2 separate regions of the Mus musculus genome follow, and region 1 is linked to region 2. A link is a loop called in an ENCODE intact Hi-C map of the cell type or tissue named here. Cell type or tissue: left cerebral cortex. All regions are shown on one strand.

Region 1 (2,500 bases), 93 kb after region 2:
TAAGAGGGAAACATGCCCACCTCACACTCACAGACACACCCAGGAGGCTGACCTCCCTGGGGCTGCAGTTCCCGAACCCAACCCCCACATAGCCACCAACGCAGTTGGAAAAAAAAAAGGCTTTATTTCCCTCCCCAACAAGAATGTGGCTGTGACTTCTTCCTGCACTTTAAGCAGAATTCTCCACACTTATGTTATGGCTCTATTTATAACCACAGCTCCCCACTCTAACACTCACATCCTCGCATTGAGGGCTGGGCACAGAGGCACACACCTGTAATCGCCACATGTCAAGCAGCCCCTCCCTACATGGTCATCTCAGGTGCACAGCTGGCTCAGGCTCAGGTACCACACCTCACAGCCCTGGGCCAGGCCAGGCCAGGCCAGGCCAGGCCAGGCATGGAGCTGCTGTCTGTAATTACCCCCCACCCAGTCCCTCACTGCTTCTTGGGTACCCTTCCCCCTACTCTGGAGTCCCCAGCCCAGACTCCACAGACCCAGGGAACAGTCAAGAGACAGATGTACTTGCGGCCAGCCGCCAACTTCAGAGCTGTCGCCCGCCACCGCTGAAGCCTGATGGGAAATTCAAAGATCATAGCTATTTGGCTGTAGGATGCAGATTACAGTGGCGTTTGCCTCAAAGCTGCCTTCCTAATTATGTTTTCCTAGGCTAAAATAGCAAATTCGCTTTCCCCAAGGACACACCAGCCACGGAGGAAAGCAAGACGCTAAGAAGCTTCCAGAAGGGCAGGAGGAGGACAGCCCCAGGTAACTCTGAAGCGAGGATCCAAGGGCAGGTGGCAAAAATGGCTAGCAGGGGTGGGAGGGCTTCCTCGGGGTGCCCTCTGTAGCTCTGCCTGGTCAATCATGGTTAACCCCAGGTGGCTGGGGTGGGAAGGGGCTAGTGGATGTGACCGCAAACTCCCACGAGCCCTGGCGCACCCCCATCTCTCTCCCTGGGTCCTGAAGCCACGGTGTCCCTGCAATTTATAGCTCTGCTTGTGGAGTTTGATGGGCTCCGCTGGTCATGATGGATGGCTGCTATTTCCCAGAGACAGAGCTCGGAGGTGGCTCATGCTCCCCCACCCGTGGGGCTCCCTCCTTCCCCGGGAGCAGATGAAGGGCAAGGAGTGGAGGGAGGGAGGGATGGGGGGGAGGGAGGGAGGGAGGGGTAGGCCAGCTCTGAAAGAAGCCAGTCAGTGAATGTGCAATCTGCTGCCCTGGACCATTGACCGTGCAGCTCATTGAGCAGGGGCCATGGGGGTGGCATCTGTCCCCTGAAAAACACACCTGTGGCCTGTGGTGGTTCCTGGGCCTAGACAGAAGATGGAGCTGAGCCACAAGGCAGGGACAGGGGCCTGAGGGGACACAAAAAGTGATGAAGTCCACCCAGAAGAGAAAACTGCCTCATGTTGCGGAGCCCAAGGAAACCAGGCACCTTAGTCCCCTTGCCTTCTTCCCAGCAGTCTCTCTGCTTCTGCCCTTGCCAAAGAATAATTCATGTTTTACACAGCAGTCAGAGATATATTTTTAAATAAATCCATTCAACCCTGCATCTCAGCGCGCACACACACACACACACACACACACACACACACACACACAAAACTAAATTTAAATTTGAAAATCCAGGCTGGTGAGACGGCTCAGTAGGCAAAGATGCCTGCCCCCAGCCCTGACAGCCTGAGTTCGATCCCTGGACCTGGTGGAAGGAGAAAACTGATCCCACAAGCTGTTCTCTGATCTTCACACATGCCATGGCACCTGTGTGTACACACACACACACACACACACACACACACACACACAATTAAATCCAGTGAAGCCTGGTGGAGCATTCCCATAATCTCCACACTCAGAGGTGGAGACAGAAGGCTCAGAAGTTCCTCCGGTACGTATCTAATTTAAGGCTATCCTGGACTACATAAGACCCTGTCCCAAAACACCCAAACTACGGGCTGGGGAGGTGGCTCAGCGGAGAAAGCATTTACATCACAACCATGGGCCCAGAGTCGGGTCCCCAGAACCTATGTAGAGCCCAGGCAGGTGTGGCCACCGCCTGTAATGACAGCACAGGGGGGGCAGAAACAGGTCCCCAAGGCAAGCTGGCTAGACAGACTAGTGGAGTTGGTAAGCTCGAGGTTCAGAGAGGCCCCACCTCAACAGAGAAAGCAGAAAGCAATCAAGAGAGGCACCCCGGGTCCTCCAAATGCTGGAAAATACTCATACACCCTCATACATGTGTGCACCCTAACACATGCAAACACACATGTGCATACACAGTACACACACACACAATCAAACATCAAAGCAACATGCATAAATATGTAAATAAATAAACAAGTAACTGAGCAGCTACTCGTGGCCCTGAGAAAAGTGTCTGTAGCAGGCACAGCCCACGTGACCTGCTCCTGTTGGCCATTTCCTCACTCACCACTCTCTGTCATATCAGCCTCCATATTGCCTCTCTGCCTCAACATACCAACCCCAGGGCCTTTGC
Region 2 (2,500 bases):
ATAGCCTACCACCCCAGTAACAAACGCCCTGGAACTTTGAGGCTTGGTACAACAACCTTGTGTAATTATTTTGCTTGGTTCTTGGGATTTTGAGACAAACTCTCACTAATTAGCTGAGGCTAGCCTCAAACTTATGATCCTCTGCCTCGGCCTCCTGAGTATAGACAAGGCATGTGCTGCCATACCCAGCAAACAACTACACATCCCTTTTTGGAGGAAATGTGGGGAGGAGCATGCACCTATTGAGAGTTCCTTACTTAACTTGAAGCTGGACTAACTGGCCAGTGAGCTCCAGAGATTGCCGCTATCTCCACCTCCCCATTGCTGGGATTGCAGATACATGCTGGTCACATCTGGCTTATGATACAGAAGTGTGGGTACAAACTCAAGTCCTAACGCACTTGCAGGAAGCTCTTAGCAACTGAACCATCTTCCCAGCCCCAGAGAACCTGATCTTCTCTCCCTCAAGGTCAAGGTCACCATGGAAAGCGCTCAGGAAATGCGTACAAGATGAGAAAGGTGCTGCTCCCTTTAATTTTTCCCCAGATTAACTTGAACGATGCCACATGACATCACGGCACCTTGGAACATCCCCATCCCGGTGTGCTGGCTGGCTGGCACATGGCGTGACGCCACAGTTTTCTCCAGGGGACATTTCCTTCCCCCCATAATGTGACTGATTAAAATACAGCTGAATCCCGAGAAGAGTCAATGAGCCCCAGAGATAATGAATAATGGTTTGTGGCAATGCTGATAATGTGCCCGCTGTTGTATTGACTTGGGCTGCATCTCCAGCTAAGCGTGCTAAATGGCTGGGCTCGAGCCGTGTTCCGCAGGGCCTGGCTGCTCACTGCCTTTCTTCTCTAATTTGAAATTTCCCCTTTGTTTGAAGTTCTGTTCTTGCTTCTTCCCTCCTGCAACTCCATGCAAATGAGATGGCTATTTTTTGCTGGCTGCCAGAGGGAGCTTGCTTGCTGCTGGGAGACCAGCTCAGCGGCAGGCTCCATCTGTCCTGGTGATGGCGTGAAACACAGCCCCTGAGTGTGTGGTGTTGTACTTGGGCCACCTGGGAACTCAGCGTCGGGATGAGAGGGACCCGAAGCTATAAAGGTGCAACTTGTGAAAGTCTAGACCACGGGCTGCAACCGGACAAGATATAGAGGTTCAATGACACCCCCATTTCTGACCATGGGACTTTACCTTTGGATCCCGGTCTAAGCTACGCCGAGGCCCTGCGCCACTTCAGAATGCCAGGGTGGTAAGAGGTTCACACAAGGTGAGCCCTGTTCTTCGCACTTGGGACCCGATGAGTGCCCACTGTATGGCCTTGTACCCACAAGGGAGGCTGGTGCAAAGGGCTACAGGTCTCAGGACAAGGGGTGGAAGTTTGAGGCAGCTTCACATAGAGGGTGCTCTACTCGGGAGTTGAGCTGTGGAGAGAGAAGGACAAAGGACTGAGGGGTGGAGGCCTGGCATGTCCCGAGTGGGCAGAGGGCTGGCGGTGGGGATGGGCCCTCCTGAGCGGCAGGTGGTACTCAATGGCTCCCTGTCAGGGGTCCTTGTCCACAGCCTGGTGCTGCGCTCAGGGCATTCCTGAACGGCAGCGTGGCCTGGTGTGTGCCAAGCCATGTCTAAGATAGACACTGGATAAACCAGAGCAAAGCAATTCCTTCCCCGCTCCTAGCTGCCTCGGTGGAGAACCAGGGTCTCCCCCAAGCCACTACAGACTTCTTCCCCAGTGCCCACTACGGTTAGACCGCCCGCTCCCTGGCCCCATGCGGCTCGTGGCCAGGTGCATCAGCGTGCCCTTTCCACCGAAATGCCTCCGACCCAGGAAGCCTTCTGCAGCTCTAAGTATTGCACAGCTTCTGTCTGTCCACAGAGAGGCCCTAGCTTGGCAAGGCAGAAAGGGTCACAAAGTGCGCAAAGTTGAGGAGCCGCTCAGGCTTCGGGTATAAGGATCAGACCTCTCCAGGGCCCTGAGGCAAGAGGAAGACAAGAACCGGGTGGAGAGGGAGCCTGAGAAGTACAGAGAAAACCGGCAGGATGAGGTGGGCCCTGCAAGGAGCATGGAGAGCCCCGTAGGTGCCATGGCCTGTGGTTTCTGTGATAATGTGTGGTGGGCGTGGTCAGTGAGAGTTAGGTCGGGAGGGTGGCTCACTCTGTAAAGTGCTAGTTCATCCCCAACCGCATGTAAAAGACCAGCTGTAGTGTCTGTAATTCTAGCGCTGGGGGTGGAGACTCAAGGATTCCTGGAGCTGAGTTACAGGCTCAGTGAGACATACGACCTCCTTTTCCTTATGCCTGCATATCCCATGATGCTCCCTGCCTCCCTCGAACTCCAAACTACACTGTTGTGGTGTCACCAACGAGGACAGAGGGCTCAGTGTCTCACTAAGCCGATTGCTGACAGGACCCTTAACCCACAGACCACGTTCATAAACTCAGGCTATAGGGACAGTCTCAAGACGGAAGGTGGCAAGTCCTAGGGGAAGACAGC

What was found. Hi-C counts contacts between places; a loop is a spot of excess contacts. Peaks named below come from ENCODE experiments on the same cell type or tissue, not always from the same donor. Only the 100,000 strongest peaks of a DNase experiment are listed, where the experiment ranks them.
Region 1: it touches region 2 in a loop (1.9-fold over the local background); 3 of 42 quality-filtered maps call a loop at or near these places.

The regions. Positions count from the first base shown.
Region 1 is chr11:116,934,157-116,936,656 of GRCm38, reverse strand. All of the region lies in intron 3 of Mgat5b (mannoside acetylglucosaminyltransferase 5, isoenzyme B), which reads right to left. Gm33829 (a long non-coding RNA gene) reads right to left here. Exons shown (of 2, transcript XR_389169.3): 1 at 1,291-2,500; 2 at 105-573. Among named protein-coding and RNA genes, the nearest start is that of Gm33829, 3.6 kb to the right of the region's middle. In left cerebral cortex, no CTCF peak of the experiment used is centred here; DNase peaks (open chromatin) are centred at 221, 566 and 1,548; H3K27ac peaks cover 1,368 bases.
Region 2 is chr11:117,027,463-117,029,962 of GRCm38, reverse strand. No RefSeq gene overlaps it. Among named protein-coding and RNA genes, the nearest start is that of Gm11728, 12 kb to the left of the region's middle. In left cerebral cortex, a CTCF peak has its summit at 945; DNase peaks (open chromatin) are centred at 230, 959 and 2,196; H3K27ac peaks cover 2,057 bases.